4 separate regions of the Mus musculus genome follow, and all the other regions are linked to region 3. The links are chromatin loops, found by intact Hi-C in ENCODE. Cell type or tissue: heart. All regions are shown on one strand. Each heading gives the region's core, and the rest is flanking DNA. Links, peaks and the distances in the headings are about the cores only. Region 1 holds the start of Exoc2 (exocyst complex component 2). Region 2 has its middle 7.8 kb from the start of Exoc2. Region 3 holds the start of Dusp22 (dual specificity phosphatase 22). Region 4 has its middle 20 kb from the start of Irf4.

Region 1 (5,935 bases), core at 560-5,559, 310 kb after region 3:
TAATTGGTGACGTTTCTTGCTGTCCTTGGTGTTTGTTTTGTTTATAGAAGTCACATTTGTTTTTGCTTTTGAAACTGGGTAACATTTGTAGCCCAGGCTGATCTTTTACTCAGCATTCCCCTGCATCAGCCTCCCCAGTGCTGGGAATGAAGGCACACTGCACACTGAGATAATCAGGTTTTATATAGTCTCTCTGAATACACAAAAAGGGAAACTAAGGCTCAGAGATGCTGAGTAACCCAGTTGTTGTCATGCAGCTGGCTGGCCGTAGCACATGGAGAGCTGAATGGTTGCTTTAATTCCTACACCAAAATAAATTTGACTTTAATATCCAAATTGAGATCAAAAAAGCCTATGTGTGTATTCACAGCTTCAAAATTCCCTGTGTGTCCACAATTAGGTGAAGTGTGCCCATTTGCACCAATAGCATCATTCCTCTATTCAACATAAACCCACTGTAAAGTGATTACAGTGGTCCCTACCATCCCAGCGCTGCAGGCAGTCAAGGGCATGCACACCTACATCCCCAGAGTTTATCATGCCATACTTCCTCAAACCGTTTGGTAACGGAAGTTATTTCCCACTGCAATCAATCTCAAAATCTCCTACTTTAACATAAGCCTAAAACTCATCTACTAGATAAACATTAAAAACATGTGTAGTATGTGTACTATGTAGTAGGCATTACTAGGAACCTGGGCCTGCTAACACTGAGTACAGAAAAGCCAGGCATAGATAGTGATGTGTCTCAGCACTGAGGAAACTGTGGTATGAGGATCACTTCAGTCAAAGAGTTCAGATCAACCTGAGGGCTGGTGAGATGGCTCAACAGGTAAGAGCACCCGACTGCTCTTCCAAAAGGTCCTGAGTTCAAATCCCAGCAACCACATGGTGGCTCACAACCATCCGTAATGAGATCTGACTCCCTCTTCTGGTGTGTCTGAAGACAGCTACAGTGTACTTACATATAATAAATAAATAAATCTTTAAAAAAAAAAAAAAAAACAAAAGATCAACCTGAATAGTGATCAATCAATAGTGAGACCCTCTCAAAGAAAGAAGAGTAAAACCACAGCCTGTGTGAAAAGATAACTGAGAGACAAGTTTATCCCTAGTGTTTCCTACGTGGTAAGATCCTGCTGTAGCTATACACTTAGAGATTCTATTTGGTACCAAGTCTTTTACCAGAATACAGATTCTTAAACTGTGAGTGGCAATCCTGTAGGTTATACAGGGTTGTGGAACTGAATGCAGAGAGAGGAAAAAAAAGAAAAAGCGAAATGAAAGTCTTCTAAACACATGGGATCAAAAATGAATTAAAAAATGAAATCCATAGTGAATCAAAGGTGTTACCAGCAGTACTCAATCCAACTTCATCCCAGCCTTGGTTCTGAACTTTCTCTCTGTGCACGTTGCCATGTCATGAAGTACCCAAGAGTATTCAACCCAAACCCTACAACTCAGCGTCAAAGTACTATATGTTACAAATAGCAGTTGTTTTCACTGTATGTTACGATTTGAATAGAAAATATCTCCTATAGGCTCAGAACCTCCTAACACTGTTTTAGGCAGTTATGAAAGCTTACAGATGAAGAGCCTTGTTGTGAAAGTGAGTCACTAGGGGGTGGGGACTTGAGGTTTCAGAGCCCAGCCCCACATCCTGACTTCTATCTGCTTCCTGTTCCTGAGGGGTCCCAGGGCACAGTCCTGCCACTATGAGGCAGCCTCACTAGCATAGGCTATATAACTCCAATCTATAAACTGGAGTGAGACCTTCTTCCCTTAAACTGCTTAGCAGGTACTTGGTTACAACACTGAAAAAACTAACACACTACATATATACATACATACATACAAACAAATATATACATATATACACACATACATATATGTGTGTATACATATATGTGTGTATTCATATATGTATATATGTATGTGTATATATGTATATATTATGCATATGTATATACGTATATACACACACACAAACAAAATGTTCTGTTCTTAAAGGAGAAAAATGGTTTTATTACAGAAAACAAAGACTATTCACATTTCCCTACTGGCATTCTTCAGCATGTAATCACCAAGTGATTGGGTCTTTAAATCGTGTTGTGTCCGAATTTTAATCTGAAAAACTGGTTTTTACGTTGCTGATTTGAAGTTCTAAAAGATCACCAATGGATTCGGCTTGGGAGTAAGGACAAATTTGCAACAATCTCCAAAATGTTTCTAACTGTCCTTCTACCACTGTGTACTATGTATTTGTATGTAGAACTGCTCTTCCTACCGATGATTAGAAAATTAAAATAATCAATCAGCTCTGGAAAGCCCTGAAGATGCTCAGTGTCCCGTAGTTACAAATATTAAACCAAGACTTAACTATGTATGTGAAAAGAACCGAGTTATCCAACTCTATGCTTTCATCTTTAATAAATGGTAAGTTTGATGTATACAAAAATTGTCCTAAAATAAAAAGCTTTGTGATTTACAGATAGTGAATACATAGATTGTCTACCTATTTTATAAACTTACATATAAAACCATGGAAATTCTTTATAAATTTTTGGTGGCAAAAGTTGAAGAAGCCCCATACTAGAATACAGCCTTTACAAATGTTTTGAATGTAATCTTCAAGGTATCACCTTTTGGAAGGTAATAGTTCAAAATGTCTGGTACAGTAAATTAAATAATTGAAAAAGAAAAAAAAAGGACTACTTTCTAATAACTCCAAAAATTGTTTCCAACAAACAGAGGTTCCCCTGCTTAAAAATACTGTCTACTGTGTCAAACAAAAGAGAACATGTAAGAGGCAAGCACACATCAGCGTCTTTCTGTCACCTTTCGAATCACAAATTGTTCACACTTAGATCATTCTTGTTTTGACTTTCAGTTCCTTGCCATTGGGGGAATCTGTTACCAAGCCTGGGCCATCACAAGCTAAGCTTTATAAACAAAGTTAGTAGAGAGATAACCAGTTGCCATTAGTGTTTTTAGTGTAAGGCATTCAAATGGCCGAATGGAGGTGTGGCTGAACCCGCACTTGCTGCTCCCAGAGTAGTAAAGGAAACCATTCAAGCTTCCCGTCCACGTTAGCGCGGGGGACTTAAACAGATTCCAAGCAGACCCTGCACACCAGCCGCTCCTCCGGGTCCAGCCCGGCGGCCTGCGCGGAGGCGGGTGGGGAAGGCTCGGCCCGCGGCTCCCACACTCAGCCCCGCGCCCCGGGTCCCTCACCGCGCCTCCCCAGGTCGCCCAGCCCCGACGGTCCCGTGCCACCGCGGAATTCCACTCCGGACCCGGGGCGTCCTCACCCAGGACGCGACACTCACCTGCAGCTTGCAGGCGGTGTCAGGTCCCAGCCAACCGGTTCCAGGCCGCCGCAGCCAGCACTAGGGCCGCACTTCCGCACGCCGCGAGCGCCGAGCGCGTCGATCCGCCGCCTAGCCGAGCACCGAGTGCTGGATGGACCGCCTCTTCCCAGAGGGGAAGGAATAGAAGGAGGACCAGACTATGGAGAAGGGAAGTTAGAGGATATCGACGGCATGGAAGTGGACAGAGAGGGAAGAAAGGGAAAGTGGGGAGGGAGGAGGAGAGAAGGGTGGAGAGGTGGAAAGGAGAAGAGGAATTGATGGGAAAGGGAGAAAAGAAGGAGGGAAGCAGAAAGGAGGAGAGGGAGAAAGTGGAAGGGTGGAATTCGGGGAGGAAAAAGAGGGGAGGGGTAAAGAGGATACAGTCGGTTAGAGTCACAGTAGATGTTGCCCAAGAGTCCACAGCGGTCAGGGATCAGCACCAGGTCAAGAGGCAAACCTCAGTCAAAGGACTGCATCTAGCCAGGAGTGCCCGCCTTATTAAGATTTCTCACAGGTCAGAGCTTTGGGGTCCCAAGGGTCTGAGTGGCAAATTGATTTGCAAACTCACAAGACCCCCATATTATAGAAACGACTGCTATCTACAGCCCATAAGCCCTAAGGTTTGAAGGTACCCTCCTGTGGACTCTGGAGATGGCCAGCTGAACTGAAGCAGACATATCCCTGTGGCTTCCTCTGTAGCAGGAACGAAGGACAGTGATCTTCAGCAGAGGATAATGGCAGAAGCATAGGGTCTACCTGTGGTTGTGTTGCCATGACTGTGGAGAGAAGTAGCTACGGGGTGCCCATTATCTAAGACCAATAACAGCCTAACCTTTCTAATGCTGAGACCCTTTAATACAGTTCCCCATATCGTGGTGACCCCCAACCATAAAATTATTATGTTGCTACTTCATAGCTGTAATTTTACTACTGTTATGAAGGCAATGTAAATATCTGTTTTCCGATGGTCTTAAACAACCCCTGCGTGAAGATCATTCCCCCAGGGGGGTTAAGAGCCACTGGCCTAAGCTATTTTTTTTTCAGATATCTTTCTGTGAAGCATACCTTATGCTTCATTCAGTACATACACTGAAGAGGGTGTCGTACAGGCACTATGAATTAAGAGATATTGTATGGCTTCATTTTTCTCTCCTATTTGTGAGAAGATACGTCAAAGTGTTTCCAGACCATCCATTTTGAAGATCAAGGGAACACTCTTTATTCGTGAGCAAGAGACTTGGCAGCAGAGGTCCTAAGGAAATACTGTAAGAAATCTCTGGCAGTCACGGAGCCTTTCACTGTGAAACAAAACCCTTCAGGTCTCAGTGACATGCCATTTGTCAGGTAAGGCTGCCTATCATCAAAGCCAGAATGGTGGCTCTGGAAAACTCACAGAGTTTTCCCTGGATCAAAAAAAAATAATAATAATAAATATACTATGCTAGTGAAACAGAAACACTCAGAAGAGGAAAGAGACTCTTTTGTTAACATAAAGAACACTGGTACAATTTTCTTTATTTTTCCCCTCCCTCAAGTTTCTGCTCCTAACCCTGAAACTAACTAGCAAACACTGGTGCAGAAGTTGCCAGAAAATAAAACTGTTAAAACTAAAATTGCTACGGTAGCCACTGAGGCTACAAATCATTGTATAGGTTTATGTTCTCAACACTTTCAGATTTCATTAGAACTAAAAAGAAGGATTTTGACACAGTACTTCCAATCTATCTAAAACAGTCTTCGGAAACACCAGGAGACACCACTAGGCTCCCTGGATAATTTATGTATCTGTTTTGCCTTACATCAATACCTTAAGTACTCAGTACTGCATGGCATGTCAGCTTGAAAGGGGCCATACATAGTTAGTGTGCAACCTAACCCTCAACACAACTGTAAAGATGCCATCTCTTAAGGCGCCTTCTTAGGAGAAGCTAACGATTAGTTAGTTGTCCTTGCTGGGGCATTCCTGCCATATTCATTCTCATAGTATGTACCACAGAGACCCACTGTGACAATGATTCAGTCCACCAGGCTGGCCATCCATTAGACCTGTCAGCAGAGTACCAGTCTCTTCATTTACTCTCTTGTCCTACTCTTGAACTTCCTGAGAGAAGGGATTGTGTGTGCTTCACAAAATGGTTGTAGGATGAAAAGCTGAGATTCAAGTGTTCACCAAAGCTGTGGGGAGAGATCTATTTCTAGCCATCTACTTCAAAATCTGCTAAACAGCCAAGCAAAAAGAAAAAAAAAGCAATGTTTGATAAATTTTGACGATATAGTGACAGTTGACATGCTTTAAGCGAATACTACCAGTGTTGGCATCCTTCGTGGTTAAAGCTGCAGAGACAATTTGAAAGCCTGCAAGGTTGTCTGTCACACAACCCGAGCTCTTTCAGAAATTCCTTAGCCATGGTTCTTGGTTTAGGAAACCCTTTGACTCATGTCCTTTTTACCTTCGTTTTAGCTATCCTGTGCTCCTAGCAACTGCCCTGATATGAACCTAGCAATCTCCATTTCTCATTGGCTCCAGGTCTCAGTGTGAAAAGTCTTCAGCAGAGTCATATGTCTCTGATCAACTTTACAGTGAA
Region 2 (5,935 bases), core at 298-5,297, 320 kb after region 3:
TTATGCTTCGATGTTTTCTCTCTAGTCAATGTGATACGTACCCATCCCATTATCAGCTAGAAATGTAGGTGAATGCACAAGCATGAATGTTATACTTCCTTCAGATAAACAATAGCTTTCCCAGACCCTATGGACACGGAGCATTCTTACAAAATTTCATTTAAAAGCAAAGAAAATTAAAATTATACATCTGCAGAAGATATACCCTTGGTAGCTGATAAGCTTCATGGAAACTTCATTTTAGGAAAAAAAAAAATGTCAGTGATTGCTATACGCTCCATCATGTCATTTTGTGTTTCAGATCTGTTGAACTCTAATTGTTACTGCTGCTAAGTGTCTCCAATTTGCAAGCATGCCTTTGTTTAGAACACATTCAGAAGGAAGTTTGCTTTTCCTTTTTTTCTGTTTTTGAAAGAAAATGTCCAGACCTTGGTTACAGTTCCAGCTTTCTGTAAAGTTCAGTCCTCTTCAGCTGCCTGATGGAAAAATGACCAGCCATGGTGGGACAAGTCAACATGCTGATAAATAGCCAGGAAAAAACCAGTAAGCACCATGCAGCTTCCTAGGCCCTTGCTATACATAAATAGGCTGATAACTACTGGCTCTGCAGTTGCCAGCATCCTTTCCAGTAAATATCATCTCAAGCCAGAAGCTCTGTAAGTCAAGAAGATTATGAGTCAAAAGCATAAAGACACCAAGTGCAGCACTCTATCTGCCCTGCCCCCCGCATGGGTCTTGGCCTGTTTGAAGAGAAATAGAGTATCAATTAACTCTTGAAGGATCCCGGGATGCTTCTCAGACCTGAGATTAGTCAGCTTCCCACATCACATAGGCAGGGGACCTGTGACACACTTAGTTGATGGTCTATAGCTTCAGAATTTCCTTAACGACTTGTAACACAATAACTTTTCCCTTGAAAGGTGTCTGCTTCTAGCTGATTCTTCCAGGAAGCAATTTACCACACCCCGACAAAAACAAAACAATCAAACAAAAAAAATTAAAATAAAACATTTTTTTCTATACAAAATGTAAACTTTCCACTTGCTAATTCAGAAAGATCTGCAGTATGTGCACATTGCAGCAATTCAAATCAAACTCTTCACTTCCAAGAATGTGGACTGAGACATTTTGTTGTTTTGTTTTGTTTTGTTTTGTTTTTCAAGGCAGGGTTTCTCTGTGTGCCCTGGCTGTCCTAGAATTCACACTGAAAAACAGGCTGGCCTCCAACTCAGAGAGATCCCCCTGTCTCTTCTCATGAGTGATGGGATTAAAGGTGTGCACCAGCAGTGCCAGATCCCGAGGCTTCTTATATGAATGGCATTGTTCATTTTCTACGCAGTAGCTCTTACTCTCTTAACATTAAGCCAATCTTCCATCAAGACAGAGAACGGCAAATAATAACTGTAATAGTTTCCCAGAACGTAATCTTGGATATCAGGAAAAAATAAATGAAAAAAAATCTTGTTTGATTTATTTGTTTGTTTGTTTGTTCATGATCACATTTTGTTGTTTGGTCACTGTTTACTATGGGACTATTGGAGCTGGCTGATCCAAATCAGTTTGCCTCATAAAAAGTCTTAGAGGAAAATCTTTAACAACTCAGATAATAGCCACCGAAACACTGAAGAATCTGCTTGTTTTTCAGGCATGTTTAAATGTAGCAAATGTTGTGTGGAACCAAATGAAGGGCCACACTGCTGGCTAAGTTCATGGGAAAACTTAGTTATGTAAGAAGGATTGGAAGGTGGAAATTATACCATGCAGAAGGCTACTGTCACAATTAATCTCTTTACAGTGGGTCTTTATTACTTTAAGATGTTTAATGTCTCATAGCCATCAGTCTTCAAGATGTTTAACATGAATCTATTCACAGTGAAAAATGTAATAACTTACATGATTTGCATACTCCTTATGGAGGCTTGTTGAGACACAAAAAGAGAAATATTTGAAGTAGATATAGATGTTGCTCAGTATTAGAAGACTTGCCTTAGCATCGTCCCTGCTTGTGATTCCGCTAATGGCACTACAAAATCAAAGTCATTTCTCTTTTTTTAAAAACAGGAAAGCAGGGTTGGTACATGTAACATCACAGCAAATCACTCTGTCAAATATACACTATAATGGCTATTTTTGTAGATTGGTGACAAGTTATTCAAATATATTTTAAAACTGCATGTAGATGCTAAGAATCTAATAACTTTCTAGTGTGTTGGATCACACTTACAATACCAGCACTTGGAAGACTGAAGTACTGAGGCAGAAGAATAACTACAAGTTCAAGGCCAGCTTGGGATTCAGAGTTCCAGATCAGTCTAGACTGAAGAGTGAGACTGAGTATCAAAATAAGTAAATAAATAAATAAGACGAAAAGACTAATTATTTCACATTAATTGCCTTAAACTTATCAGAAATGTGACACATTTCATGACATTTAGAGGACCAAAGTCATTTAGGATCCTCATGTTTCTTTAGAGAATTATTTCACAGAATCAAAGCTTTCCACCTATACTCAGTATTTTCTTGGCATATAAATTAATGGAAACATCAGCTTAACTTTTATAAGCCCAGGAGCTCTTAATATTCTTAAATAGAAATAGAAATAAGAAATGTTTCTAAATAGAGAAGCAGGTTAGGAAGTAAAAACACATCATCTAGTGAACTATTTATTCAACAAAACCTTCACAATTCGCTTACTTAGATATTTAACAAATATATAGAAAGCTACTGAGTAACTCTGATCAATGAACTCATGTTGCCACAGTATATCTTAGCATATCTTTAATATTGCTGCTAATGATACATTGCTTCTGATCACTGTGATTAATAAAGGCTTTTAATTTCCGAGAAACAGAGCTAGACACCTTCTCAATATTCACCAGAGTGAATTCCCAAGTATTAAACTCTCCATGTAGTTTGGTTAGGTCCCCTTGTGTGTTTCAAACCAGGGTAAACATACTGCACACCCTAGTGGCCAGTCCAGGGATGCACCTTCTCCATGGGGCTATCTTCCATGGTGGCCACCAAAATATGCTACAAAGCCCTAGCAGCCATTTTGACCTTTTGTGAAGGTGGAAAACATCAACTTGCTATTCTTTCTGGGTAAGGAATTCATCTCCAGGTCATAAAGACTGAGAATTACCTTCACACCCTCTATTTCCAAAAGATATCATTTCAATATTGAGGCGAGAAAAGCTATGGCACACTCAAAACTAGCTGACACTATACAAGCTTGAATTATTGGTAAACAAGAGAAAGGGAGAGAGGGATGGAGAGAGAGAAGGGAAGGCAAGAAGAAGAAGTTTCAAGTTTCCCTCTCCCTCTCCTTGCATCTCCTTTCTTTCTCCTGTCCTCCTTCCTTCCGTTTCTTATTTTAAGCAGAGCCCATTTTCCTAAGATCAGAAGTTCTTTCTTTTCAAAACTCTAACAGATGTCTGTGACTGCTCATACCATGAGTGCAAGCACACAATACACTCACAGGCACATACAAGCTCACATGCACACACACACACACATACACACACACACATACACACACTCACACACACATATAAATGCACACTGTGTGCACATTCCACATGCATATACTCATGTGCACATGTGTCCATTCATTTGTGCACTTTTTATCTACATACATTTATACATATGTATGTACATATACAAAGTCATACATACGCAGGATCACACACCAAACAAACACACATTTGCTCAAAAAGATAAAAAATTTAAAAAGAACTTGGAAGTAGAAGCTCCTACAAAAAGCTCAATGGGTAAACAGAGGCAAACTCCACTGGAAATGGGCCTAGGTGTGGATGTCAAGAGCTGTGGGGTCTCAGGACCTTTAGGGTGTTTAGATTCTCTTTTATTTAACCACGTTGTAGCCTACTTTGCATCCTTCTGCCATAATTTCAATATTTATTCCCTAGAGTTTTGGGGCCTCCAGCACAACCCCATGTGAAAAGAGTCTTGACAGTGGGTTCCAACTTTCTTTTTAATTAACTCCATTTCTAATTAACATATTTCATTTTGTGGCTCATCTCAAGGTTCTTTGCCTTCGACATCTGTTCAGATCAGAGGAATATGTAACTAGAGAATTGTGTTTGGGAAGGTTTGGGCTTCCTGACCACAGCGTTAGCTTCGATCCGAAAGTGAGTTGACAGCTTGCATTGGCCAGTCTGTAGGCCCACAGGCCGGTTGCTCTCTTAACTTTAGTGCCTCTTGCTGCCTCTCTTATGAGAAAAGGGTTCTGAAGGAACCCTGGTTTATTCTGCCTCATGCTTGGGATAAACTAATCCGAATCAGGTGAGTTATGAGTTGTTTACAGTTGGAAGTCAGATGTAGAAAGCTGACTCAGAGATCCAACAATTGTACAATCCAACACTCTACAGATGGGCCAGTGTTCTAAGTCATTTAGTTTTAAGAGAGAACTAATCGGAGAGGGTGGCTCATACCTAGGCTCTTCTGTCGTTTGTTTCACGGCACCGGTTAGGAGCCCTGCCTGTTCCAGGCACACTGCAGATGATGGTCTGCCCTCTGTCCTGTAAGCCCTCCTTACATTTGCAGGAGACACAGTTTTGAAATTCTAGGAATTAATTTCTTTTGGACAGTGTGTAAATTCATCTGTGGGTTAAGTCTGCAAATTGTAAAATACACCGTGAAGCAACACATCTCTGTTAAAATGAAATGACAGCTCTGGGCCCCACCCTGGAGAGGGTAAGTCACAAAAGGTGCTTCTGTTTTTATTCATACTCTGAAATACATTTCTTTAAAAAAAACATTTTAGATTTATTATTTGACACCGAGAGAACCCCCTCAGACATTCTAAAATTTATTGATCACAGGAAAGTAGATGTGATTAATAGGAAATACTAAAAAGAAATTAATTTTATTTTAGGGTATTTTTAAAAATAGTAAACACTGTAAAAAGTCCAATTTATTCAGACTTATTTACAACAGCCTAGGCTTCTAAATACACCATAACCTTAGAGCTATTTATTTTATAAAATACAATATGATATAATAATATAGTCAGGCCAAAGCTTAGCATACTACTGCAAGAGAGAGGGAAAAAACCAATAATTATAATAATAATAACTTAGAAATTAAAAAGAAAGAAAGGTGCTGCATTTGCCACGGTGTGGTTTACTTTTTAAATTAAACACATTCACTTTTACACAATGAATGAGTTTTTCCTAGCCATTTGCTAAAAGGGGGAGAATTTAATGATTTTATTCTTCACTAGATTGGCTATTCTGAATAGCCATTTAAGATTAAATATATACATTTCCTGTGCCGCATGCTAATTCTACTTTGAAAGTGTTTACCTTAAAGAAATAATAAACTCATTTTCCTTTATTTTTTTTTATTGAATTTAATACACCTTTTAAGCAGGTTAGCCTCCTAGCAGGTTATAGTCTATGAAAAGCCATGTAAACAAAAGGTATTGTGATTATTATATGTAGGGCACATCTTAGATAATGAGTTTCAAATTTATAACCAATATTGTGTGAAAAATGATTGTCATTCAGCCTGTATATGTATAGTCAAAGAAAGAACAGTTTGCTAGGCAATATTTGCATAACCACGATCCCCCACCCCAAATGAACTTCTTTAACTATGAGAGAAAAAATAGGAGGTAAGGAAAACAAGGTTCACCCTCAGCCCAAAAGAAGAAAAAAGAAAAGTTTATACTGAAAGTAGATCCTATTTATGGATTACAGTAAGCCTTTTCACTCCAGAATCCAAATATCTTTATATTTTCATTTATTTCTATCTAAAGGCATGATTTTTGACAGCTTAAGGCTATTTCTATAAGAAATAACTCATTTCATAACACTTTTATTAAAATGTGCAGATGAAGTTTTTTTTTTAATCTCTCATAAAAAGAGCCAACATTTTTCAAGAAGTTACTTTTAGTTCCCCAAGAGACCCTTGCTTC
Region 3 (5,935 bases), core at 522-5,521:
GCCAGGCTATTGGGGAGATTCCGAGGCCTTAAGTAGTCATCTGAGCCTCCTTCTTCTGGACAGAGCCACAGAAACAAAGAAAACAATCTGTGCTTCTACTTTTGAATTCTGGGCTTTGCCTTGTGTCTTCTTCCTGCACTCCAGTGTCTGCCTTTCTTTTCCTTTCAGTCGTGCTTTGGCCGAGGCATATGACATACAACTACTCATTTGGGCTGTGGGTTTAAGTTCTAAGATGAAGCTAGGGAGTGAGAGGAGACAAAGACTCTTGTTAAGAAAGTCTCGCAATCAATCAAGCAATAGCAACTGATCAGTCAGCCCATCACCCACCGGACTCTCGACTTCTGATGCTCTTTTTTTCCCTCCTCTTCTCAAAAACGAAACCTGAGGATTTGAGATGAGTATGCTAGAAAGAGCAGAGTCAAATGCAGGCAGGAATGCTAACTCTGACTGTCAGGGGACAGGAATGAGGAATTCGTCATCTAAAGTATAATAGTAATAATATTAACAATAACAGCAACAGAAGCATAGGCACAGAGAGAAGTATTCCAAATAGATGGCAGATGAAAAAACATGATTTGCGCTTGTGATTTACGGGTGTAGACCAACCTATAAACAAATTGTGCTTGGAGAAGTCCACCTTTCTATTGAAAACAACAGCCTAAAGAGAAGGAAGAGGAATAAACACTGGCCAGTTGCTTTTAAACACATCATCTAGTGATCGTGTAAGGAGGCAAATGCTGAGAAAGTGACTCATCTGGTCCATGATCTTTCTAGGAGTTGGGGATAGAAGCTGACCATGGGATTTCCCTACTAGAGTCCCTTAACTATGCTGATTCTAAGCAGCAGGCATAATTGCATAATGACACTATGGTACAGAGGGGAGGGGGTAGGTTTCCCATGTGATTAGGAGGAAGAGGATGAGAGGGTGATAGTGCAGGACCAGTCCTGTAAAGAGGAGGAGCAGAAGTAGACCAGAATCTCATCCCCCAGGGAGGAAACAATGCAAGTGCACACTGAGGGAGGGAAGGGAAGGTGGGGGGAGTGCCTTGTATTGCCCAGGACACGAGTGTACAGGGAGAGCAACCATACTAGACAGAGTCAAGCTCTTCCCAAATATTTATTAGCACTCTAAATTTTTAAATACTTTTCTTCACATTTTTTGTTTACTATTTATTTTTATTTATCTATTAGGGTGTGTGTGTGTGTGCACTCATAACTATGGTCAGAGGACAACTTACAAAACTTGGTTCTCTCTTTCCACTGTGTGGTTGTCAGGGACAAAATTCAGGTCATCTGGCTTGGCAGTGAGTAACTTTCCCAGCTAGGCCAGCTCAACAGCAGTTCTTTTTTTCTGGCTGGCTTGCTTGTTTGTTTGTTTGTTTGTTTTTAGAACCTCCCCACTGGTTTCTCAGCCAAGATCCCCATTAATTATTTTGGCATATGTTTAGTCTATGTTATGCTAGCTTCTGCCCCAGAAGACATATGACTAAGTAGTGAATAAGACAGAAAGACCTCTTTCAGGAAGTTATTAGCTTATGAGATAGGTCAATATTAAGCAATTAAGTATAATTTCTGATCCTAAGTGTATGAAAAAAATATGACACAGTAATGTCATAGGTACCTGGAGTATATCTTATAAACTGGATGCTTTAGTTGAGAGAAGAATCTATGGGGAGATGACCTTTGTACTAAGACCTCAAAAAAGCTATGCAAAGAATTGGGCGTTGAGATGTCAGTAACACAGGACCCTGTGTAAGATCAAGCCTAGGATGTCTAAGAAAAAACAGAGCAGCCCCTGGGGCTGATTCCAGGAAGGGGGAGGGTGATCTAAGGCCAGCAGAATTGGGCTTGAAACATGGCATTATCTTCATTCAACAAGTACTGGCATCTACTGGGTGTAGGGCGTTGTCAAGAATACAAAATGGAAATGAGAAACCTTTAGTTCAGTGGTTCTCAATCTTCCTAATGCTGTGACTCTTTAATATGGCTACTCATAACTTGGTGACCCCCAACCATAAAATTATTTTCATAACTGTAATTATTTTCATAACTGTAATTTTGCTACTGTTTTAAATAGTAATGTTAAGTATCTGTGTTTTCTGAGGGTCTTGGGTTACCCAAGTGAAAGGGATGTTCAAACCCCCAGGTCTTAGTGCCTATAAAGGAAATTAAAATTTTACCAAGGATAAGCCAGGCACGGTGGTGCACACCTTTAATCCCAGGTGCACACCTTTAATCCCAGCACTCGGGAGGCAGAGGCAGGTGGATTTCTGAGTTCGAGGCCAGCCTGGTCTACAAAGTGAGTTCCAGGACAGCCAGGGCCAGGGCTACACAGATGTCTCGGGGAAAAAAAAATTACCAAGGATGATAGATGGCCCACATGCTAGAATGCATGCACACGCTAGACAAAACCGCAGTGCAGGTACGTGGGGGCTTTCTGGGGGTAGTCATTGCAACACACTGCCCTGAAAAAGACCATTTAGAGACAGTTGGGTTCCTCTCCTCGACCAGGGTCACGTCTCTGCAGAGGTGAGTCACCTAGCCCACCTTTCCCAGAGCATGCTCCTTCTCGGTCTGAGTTGGGTGGGGCAGGGCCCACAGGAATCCCCCGCCTTGTTGGCTCAGAAAACCCAGACAGGGGAGCCCCTCTAACAGGGGAGTCAAGGCCTGAGACACTGCCCGTAACTGGCACCAGGGAGCCCCAGGGGAAACCGCCTTTAGGGACTTGGGGACCCCCCTACCGCTGCGCCTGCCTCCGTCCACCCCACCCCCCACCCGGCGCGCGTGCGCAAACTGCAGGGTTGTAGGCTGGGGCTCATGCGCGAGCACGAGCGCGTGCGCGCTGGGCGTCCGGCCGCGGGGGCGAGGGCCGCTGTCCCCGACGTCCGCACGGCCGGACAGTAATGCCGCGTCCCGGGTGGAGCGCGCAGCGAGCGCCGCCCTGGCGCCGCCTCCCGCTGCCCCGCCCGCCTGCCCGCCCGGCTGCGCGCCCGGTCTCCTCCCGCGAGCGCGGAGCGGCGAGCCCGGCGCGGCCATGGGGAGTGGGATGAGCCAGGTAACGTCCGGTCCCGGCCGCACCCTCTTTTCTGCAGCCTCCGCAGCCCTGACCCGCACAGCGTGCCCCTTTGAGAGCGGGGGACCCATGCTGGAGCTGGTCTGTCTCCCTCCCCTGAGACCGGGCCCCTTGACGTCTGCCACCCACAGCATTGGTGAACCGGGCCAGATGGGCGGCTTCTGTAATTTCCTCTTTTCCCCAGATTTGTGTGCGCGTGCACAGATAAGCCACTCTGGTGGGGGAAGTTCACGGAAACCCTAGAACTGACATGGCTTTCGGTGTCTGGAGCTGGTTGACCCTGGGTTGTGGGGCTTCCTTAGGGCAACCTGTTGGCTGGCTGTTGTGGCCGCAAGGCCTTCTAGAAACTCTTTCTTTGCCCCTGTGGTGGCCCAAACCTTCTGGGCCGGTTTTCTCACCCCTACCCCCTAGATTGAGGATGATCTGGCGGTGACAGTCCTCCGGGTTCTATTTGTGTCAGTCTCAAGGTTAAGGAACTTGCTGGTTCAAAGAGAAATCTTACTAAGGCTCTGGATGCCCAGGACTAAGACAAGTACTTCTACAAGTATTTTAAATGGTCCTGGGTTTGGTTAGCTTCTGGTGTTACCCCCCATCTTGTCTCCACTTACTTTATCCATCATGTTTATAGGTTCTAACGGTGTGGCTCGCTTTCTCCCCTTCTTTCTTCACCCTTTCACATTTGTCTCTGCTTTGTGGCGAGGGGCTCTGCAGTGGTTTAGTTACTTCCATGGGAATGATTATTGAGGCAGAGATCCAAGACCGAGGAGGGAACGAACATGTCTTTGATGGAAGCCTGCATGCTCCTTGCACAGTCTCCATGTTTTTGTGCGTTGTGACTTTTGTGTGTTGGTGACTAGGATTTTATTATTTTATTATTATTATTATATTATTATTATTATTATTATTATTTTCGCCAGTGATCAAATTTGAAACAAACTCCCTCTCATGAATATATGCTTGTATTATGTTCCCATTAGCACAGGGATCAGTCATCGCTCTGAGCTTTCTGCTTTTAAAATTAGACCGGTTGAAGATGTCCGCCTGGGGCTGACAGACTCTGCTTGCTTTCCCTTGACATTTCTAGTTGGCGCCACTGTTTACTGTCCCTTTCTGCATTTGGTTTCTAGTATTTTATATTCTAATTGAAAGAATGGGTTTAGGTATACAAGTGATTGATTGCCTAAGGGATATTCTTTTCATACTTCTCAGCGAAGGTGGCAGTATTCATATCCACATTGTGCTATTTACTTCTTATAGTAGATTCCTTGACTATTTTATTATCATAACCAGCTTGTACAGACACAGTTTCTAGTGTAGAGATGGAAAACTATACGGACAGAGAAATGTAGATGTTCAGTGGTTCAATACTTACAGTCTGTACTGAATATATGTTAGGTGTAGTGCTTTTGGGAACAGAGGGAGGAAAGCCAGCAGAAAGGACCAAGAAGTCTGTTACAGACCTCCTCAATGTAGGACACTGCTTGTTCAGTACAAATATAATGTGAACCAGATACATCATTTACATTTTCCTAGTGAAATTTCTTTGAAGAGTTAGAACAGATGATCACCATGTAAAGAATATTATTAAACTGAGAATATTTAAAGTATTTTAACACGCAACCAATAAATAAATTATTTATGCAATACCTTTTTTTTTTTTCCCTGTGGAGTCTTAAATTCTCATTAGGTACTTGCTACATTTTAAATGCTCAAAAACCAACCATTGGCTAACAGGCGCTGCCTACCCCAGATTACTATGTCCCCATACCCGTGTATGGGATGGATGGGGCTAGGGGAGTTTATCAGGCTCTAAAGATAACTTCTAGTGTGTAAGCAAAGTAGATGTCATCCCAAAGGAGGGTAATCTTCAGCCCAGGCAAAAGCTCCCTGGTAGAGTAAACATCTTAATCTGAGATCAGAAGGTATCACCGGAATTACAAGACAAGGAAGCAGCGAGGTAAATTACTGGATGCTGGTAACCAAGAGCCTTACCCAGAGGTCTCTAATGTGTTATTGTCTGACCTGGAGCAGGGTTTCTGTTTTTCCCTAGTTGGGAAAAGAAAAGGAAAAAAAAATGTAGTTTTTTGTTGTTGTTTTGTTTTGTTTTTTGTTTTTTGTGGTTTTTTTTTTGTTTTGTTTTGTTTTTTCGAGACAGGGTTTCTCTGTATAGCCCTGGCTGTCCTGGAACTCACTTTGTAGACCAGGCTGGCCTTGAACTCAGAAATCCACCTGCCTCTGCCTCTCGAGTGCTGGGATTAAAGGTGTGTGCCACCACACCCGGCAAAAAACAATGTACTTACCGAATCAAGAGAAGATGCTAGTGATGGAGATGTGATTCTAAGATTACAGGCAAATTGTGTGATGCCTTGGAATTTAAGAGTGTCATTTGGGGACAGGAAATAAGGACCTCAGGCTCTGATATCTTCTCCTCCAGACATTGCCAGTATTGTTTAGCTCATGAGCATTCTCCTGACTAGTCGGGTGGTCTCTTCCTACCCTGTGCCTTTCCTGGCAGACAAGGATATTGTCCTGGCATTTAGTGGGAGGCCTACTCTCCCTTCAGCTGGGATTTTCCACGAGAAGCCCTCTGTTGCTAAGAGGGCAGGGATATCAAAAAGTCCAGTTTTCGCTTCCTGGATTCATAGATGCTTAAAACTAAAAGACCTTCAGTGGTTAGCATAATCCAGTCTCCGTTTTCTCTCTCAGATGTGTAAAACAATGCCTCTCCCAGTCACTACTCAAATTCTTAGGAAAAGCAAAGGAGAATTTTAGGTGAATTTTTACAAACTGTAAGTAGTACATGGGCTCTGTGATCAGAGTTCTTGGTTTTGTCCACTGCTGAGCATAGTGGTGGCTCGGATG
Region 4 (5,935 bases), core at 531-5,530, 69 kb after region 3:
CTTTGTAGACCAGGCTGGCCTCAAACTCAGAATTCCGCCTGCCTCTGCCTCCTGAGTGCTGGAATTAAAGGCGTGTGCCACCATGCCTGGTGAAGTTATGGACAGTTTTGAGCCACCATGAGTGTGTTAAGAACCAAACCCATGTCCTCAACAAGAGCAGCGACTGCCCTGAAACCACTGAGATACCCAGCCCCCTTTCTGCTTTTTGTGAAGAAAAGAAATATAAAGTCTGCAAAGTAGACTATTACAGCCACTTTGATTGATCCTACTGTAACCACCGATAACATTTTGTTATGTTTGCTCTTTTTGTAAAACTAAATGTATATAATACATAATAAAATATATATATAATAAAAGTACAGTTACTGTCCATTTCAAATATATTCTCTACAACCTTGTCTGTTTTTGTTTGTTTCTTGTTTTGTGCGGTGTTTTTTTTAGGCAAGTCTTGCTATGTAGCTATGGCTGGCTTCAGGAACAGCATCCCCCTACCATGGCCCCCTAAGTGCTGCTGGGATTACAGGGATGTACCACCAAGTCCAGGAAATGCCCATAGCCTTTTTAAAACAAGAAAAAGAAAGTCAGATCTAGTTTATAAGTGCATGTATAAAGATTGAAAACAGTGGGCCAAAATCACTGTGGTTGCCTCTTGGGAAGCAAGAGCATAGCCCAGGCTAGGCTAGAAGCAAGAAGAGGGCTGCTTGTAGTGCACCTTCATGAGACCTGGCTTGACAGTGCACATAGACTGTGAGACACAGCATGTCCTCAAGTCTGTGTAAGGTTCAATTATAAACCACAAAGTCTGCAGGTAACTATTTAAATGAGTTGTCTGGTGCTGGCTATAGTCTTTCAGTTCCTTGACACTGGCTACATAGGCCAGGACAACAAGCTGTATTGTGGCATGATGTAGCAAAGCCTGGAGCCCAGCGTGCTAGGCCCCAGGCTGCTAGTCTCTGTGCTGAAATTCCTGCCATCCCTTTAGAGTGATTTACCCACTTGGATTCGGCTTGGGCAGGCCCTTGGTTTGGTGAGCCGTCTCATAGGAAGCTTACCACCTCCCTCTTCTCCGAAACTGAGCTTTTCAGAACCTTTCCTCATCCCCCAGACACATTCTTTGTTGCCCCACAGACCTTCATCTGTGCACATGTGATGATACATTGCCACACTGAGGGGGGCGGGGAGGATTCGGTATTTAGAGTAAGGGATGGAGTCTTACTCATCAATGCCAACCTCCCCAGAGATGTCTGTTGTAAATTCTATTGAATAAATCATTCATTCAGTGAGTGTGGGGTTTTCCTAAGTCCACGTGCTCTAAACTTCTACAGAGAGCAGACAGTAAGTGTGTGTTTGTGTGTGTGTGTTTGTGTGTATTTGTGTGTGTGTCTGTCTGTCTCTCTGGGAGGATGGGGGTGGGACCAAGGTATGCCCCCACCTCCTTCCTGTGAGACAGAGTCAGTATTAAACAGCCTAGTGTTTAATCTCAAGCATAGTGATTGAGTTCTCTTGGTTTGCTTGAGGGTTCTCTGCTTAAAACTGGAACCCACAACTCCACTGAAGGAGGATACTTATGGTGAGTCACAGTTGTCCCCAAGGAAGGATCTACAATCACCTGCAGGCTTTTAGAGACCACCTCTCTGTAGAACCATCTCTTAGGTCATGCAGTACCTTACAGGTGCCCACGTGAGGCCTCTGTCTCTGTCTAGGCTAAGGATTTCTTCAGTTTACCTCTTAGCACTTAATGTTGCAATAGGACTAAGCAGCTCTGTGTAGGCATGAGATGCCACTCCTCTCTCAGATGCAAGTTCTGAGGGGCTGGTCCTAGAATAATACCTGGCATGGCACAGATACTTGGCACCTGCCTGTCTAAGAAGTGAAAGCTTGGGGCACAAACCGCCTTTCCATGAAGCCCAGGCTGATGTACTTAGTGGTGGCTGACAAAGGTTTATGTGGAATCGCTGCCTCCTAGTCACTCTTGGTCTCCAAAGGGAAGCTTCCTAAGGCCAGGAGACAAGCTCCCTGAACCTGGGTCCAAGCACTTTCTCTTTAAATTATCAGCAGTGTTGAAGAGTGTCTGGGGTCTAGTCTTGAGACATGGAGAAGAAGGATCAAGGTAAAAGACAGGACTTTGCTTACAGTCTCTTGGGTGGAGATTAATGCAGAAGACAGAAGAGATGGTGGCCAGTAGCCATTGTGTCAGAGGACAGCAGCCATAGCAGCAGGAGTACTAACAGTAGCCACAGCAGAGCAGGAAGATATATAGTACCAGAGGGCAGCACCAGCAATGCCTGTGGCAGCAGAAGCAATGACAACAGTAGCAGTGGCAGTGACAAACAGCAACATCCCTGTATCAATACCATCTATGTGGCGATTGATGCTCCAACAGTAGATGTTATCACTGTTACATCCTAAATCAGCCCGTCCCGAAGCCCATCCAGGCTTCAATTCCCTTGAAAGCCACCTGAGCGCCTTCCCTTGCACCAGCCTGCTGCAGCAGTAACCACTGAGCCCCACCTCCTCAGTGCTTGCCCACCAGCTCAGCCTGCAGCTCTTTCGGTTCCTCAAAGGCGGCACCCTCTCCCCTTTGCAACCCTCTTCCACCCTACAAGCCTCTCTCCCCTCCCCTGCGGGCCTTTCCCATATCAGTCCCCTTAGGTCAAGCTTGAAGATTCCCTGCCTCTCTGTAGAACCATCAGGGAAGGTGTGGTCACTGGAGGTTGAGAGGAGGCCTGTAGGAGCTCCCACTGGCAAGAACCAAGCCAAATCAAAATGGTGCCGTCACACTTGGATCTGGACTTGGTGGCCTAGAAGTTCCAAAAGAGCATGTTGCTAGGGAGCAACAAATAGGCTGGGGTGTGGCTCAGTGGTAGAGCACTTGTCTAGCACCTTCCACAAGAAAAAGTGCAAAGCCTGTTGGGTAGGGTGGGGGTGAGGATGGGGGGTACTCATCTGTCTCAAGGGCTGCTCTCTACGGTATCTCCACTTACTAGAGAAGTGAGTTGCACAGTTGGATTAGCATCATGTGTGACAGATGAAGAATGAAGGCGGAGGCAGTGCAGCAGAGGCTAGAGCAGGCTGCACCTTCAAAGTCTGGGTTCCCACAAGCTTCCAAAGGCAACCCCAAGTCTCCACAGGCTCCCCAGTTCTTGCACTCTGGAATGACTCAGAGTATTTGACGATCTTGTATGACCCTGGAAACCTATGACTTTTCTTGTAAGACATAAATTATTAACACTTTACTCTGCCACTCTGGAATTTCTGTGACTGCAGCCCTGTGTCTCCTAGTGCCAGCCATGAAGTAGCAGTGAATGGAGAAAAGTATTCAAACCAAGAAAAGCCCCGAATGCTGATTTCAAGTACTTAGCTCTAGACTGAGCAGTACTCTAACACGCAGTCAGCGGGCTACAGTGTTTACCGTCCTCAGCCTGCTGAGTGGTTCTTGATATGGCTCTCAGTTACCTGTGCATATCCACTGATAAATTCTTACACATGTATGTCCACTAATGTCCCTGCCCAGAGTTCCCATCTTCAGGCTGCCTGTGCTATGTTGGGTGGCTCTGTGCCGTCCGGGGATCCTGTCTCCTTAAGAACTATTTTTAGAAAAATGAGGACAGAGGTTTGATTCCGAGTTTCAGGCTCCACAGGCTGGCAGGAGCTGGAATTGCTTCAGGGTCCGGTCTCTCTGGCTGCTCAACAGGACGGTTTGCTGAGTGACCAAGGGCCACTAAAGGAGATGGGAGTGGCTGATCTTGGCTTGTTCTTCCTGAGTGCGTCCACCCATGAGCTGCTTAGGATGTGTGGGAGCTACTCTAGGTGGTAAGGATTGTGGTGGTCAGCAGCTCCAAAAGAAGGTATTGATTGAAATCAGGGATGATTTGGAAAAAGCTCCAACACACGGTGGGACTCAGGGAGAAGTGGTTGGTGCCCAGACTCGAAAGGGAGAGCTTATGTGAGGAGCCTGAGACATTTGTGCAGCCAGAAAACAAGGAAGTACTTGAAAAAGAAAGGAACACATCAAGAGGCTACTGAGCCAATCAAAAAGAAAAACAAAAACAAAAAGAAAAAAAAACTCCTGATGGACCAAACTGGTGTAATTTGAATTTGAACAGCAAATTATGAGAACATTAGCATCTAACCCATGGAATAAAACAAATACACACATTTGAAGTATAAATAAAGAAAATAGCCAATAAAAAAGGAAAAATGTTTATATGATATAAAATAAAATAAAATAAAATAAGTACAGGAGTCCAAACTGACATAGAATTGAATGAATCAACAAACAGAAGGCTGGGGCATTCTTGCTTGTAGAAGAATTCAGGCAAGTAAATGGGGACCGGACAAGAAAAGTACAAAATCGCCATTACCTAGGACAGTGCTAACTCTGGGCTGACTACCCAGTCACTGAGTCACCAGGCACAGCACGTGGGAGAGGCTGTATTTGCATAGTCTGGACTTATCTCTCCCAAGAGAGACACCAACCAGAAAGAAAACCTGATCGGTGATCAGAGGGGAAACCCTTTACTTAGAGCCCTACTTGGACTATCAAGGGCAACGGGGACATTAATAAGCCCATTACTGTCACATGACCGTTAATGTCATGCACTGAAGACACAGTGTCACCTCTGTGGGACTTTTACCAAAACTGCACTGACCTCAACGTAACCAGAACAAGCATCGGGCAATGGAGAGACATTCCGCAAAATCGCTGACTAGCGGTACCAAAAAAACATTACAGCACAGATGACAGAGAGGTCCCCAAACTACCAGAGGGACTAGCCGTTAAAAAAAATTATTCTGCTCCCCTCAAAACCAAAACGAGAGCCATGCAAAGTGGTACTCAGGGGACTGGGGCAGAATGCTCGCCACGAGTTCAGTGAGGCTAGCCTGGGCTACATATCAAGACTCTCTCTCTCTCTCTCTCTCTCTCTCTCACACACACACACACACACAATAAATAAATAGATGATAGATAGATAGATAGATAGATAGATAGATAGATAGATAGATAGATAGATAAAAATAGAATCACCAAAATGTCCAATGCCCTGGCAGAAGCTAAGCACCATGTACCTCTGGGTTGATGTAGGGGAAAAAATACAAAAAGAGATGGAACTCAGTGTAAGCCACTGTATAATAATGAAACCATTCAACTTTATTTATTCATCCACACAGCTACAGACACTTGATCTTCAAAAAATGCCATATATGTATATATATATATATGAAAAGACAGCTATTGGGTTCTAATTGGAAGCCAAGAAAAACTCACTTCAGAGACAGAAGTTTAAAAATTAAAGCTTTATTTTCTAGTCTTTCAAAGAGGCAGCCAGTTCTGCCTCTGAAACTGCACCCTCCAAAGGGAAACTGTACAATATTTTTATAGGATGGGAACACAAAGCAGGAGGTGGGGGTGGGGTGGAGGACCGAGTGGACTGTTGCATTGACCAATCATATTTTGACACAAGGAGTTAGTCAAGAACTTAATGTTGGTGGCTGGGTCTTATCCAGGTCACGTGGTTTCAGGGTCCCAATTCAGCTTTTATAGTCAGGTCCTCTCCTGGACTCTGGTCTGGAATTTAGAATAATGATGGAACAAAGGAGTCGACAAACTGCACATAGTCAATTAAATTAAGACAGGCAGTTGCCTATCTGTGTGCCTTAGTTCAGATAACGGGATAGACAGCTTTCTTCTTTGCACCCTTTACATATTAACAGAAATGCCCGAGGAAGCAGATATAATAAGAGTTAGTTCTGGAACCTGGGAACGTGAACTCAGTTTGGTCCCACCAGCAAGATGGAACTTGTCCCTGAGATAGGAGGACTCGGGGAAACTGTCTCCTAACAACAGCCTCTTCAACAAAGTTTGCTAAAGAAAATGAACGGTCTACATGTATAAGAATGAAACTGGAGCCCTCACGCTCGGCTGGATGTTTGC

Evidence for each region. A loop is a pair of places that touch in the nucleus more often than their neighbours do. Peaks named below come from ENCODE experiments on the same cell type or tissue, not always from the same donor. Only the 100,000 strongest peaks of a DNase experiment are listed, where the experiment ranks them.
Region 1: a loop joins it to region 3, with 2.6 times the contacts of the local background. A loop is called at or near these places in 6 of 42 quality-filtered maps.
Region 2: a loop joins it to region 3, with 4 times the contacts of the local background. A loop is called at or near these places in 6 of 42 quality-filtered maps.
Region 4: a loop joins it to region 3, with 2.1 times the contacts of the local background. A loop is called at or near these places in 4 of 42 quality-filtered maps.

Annotation. Positions count from the first base shown.
Region 1 is chr13:30,970,667-30,976,601 of GRCm38, forward strand. Exoc2 (exocyst complex component 2) reads right to left here and starts at 3,381. Exons shown (of 28, transcript NM_025588.2): 1 at 3,330-3,381. In heart, for the core only: no CTCF peak of the experiment used is centred there; a DNase peak (open chromatin) is centred at 3,335; H3K4me3 peaks cover 1,640 bases; H3K27ac peaks cover 1,354 bases.
Region 2 is chr13:30,978,901-30,984,835 of GRCm38, forward strand. No RefSeq gene overlaps it. Among named protein-coding and RNA genes, the nearest start is that of Exoc2, 7.8 kb to the left of the region's middle. In heart, for the core only: a CTCF peak has its summit at 2,970; a DNase peak (open chromatin) is centred at 2,981.
Region 3 is chr13:30,657,092-30,663,026 of GRCm38, forward strand. It overlaps Dusp22 (dual specificity phosphatase 22), which reads left to right and starts at 2,968. Exons shown (of 7, transcript NM_001037955.4): 1 at 2,968-3,055. The coding sequence starts at 3,035. Gm35158 (a long non-coding RNA gene) reads right to left here and starts at 2,952. Exons shown (of 3, transcript XR_382157.3): 1 at 2,360-2,952; 2 at 1-238. In heart, for the core only: a CTCF peak has its summit at 2,903; DNase peaks (open chromatin) are centred at 2,890 and 3,210; H3K4me3 peaks cover 1,644 bases; H3K27ac peaks cover 1,421 bases.
Region 4 is chr13:30,725,824-30,731,758 of GRCm38, forward strand. No RefSeq gene overlaps it. Among named protein-coding and RNA genes, the nearest start is that of Irf4, 20 kb to the right of the region's middle. In heart, for the core only: a CTCF peak has its summit at 3,655; DNase peaks (open chromatin) are centred at 2,468 and 3,608.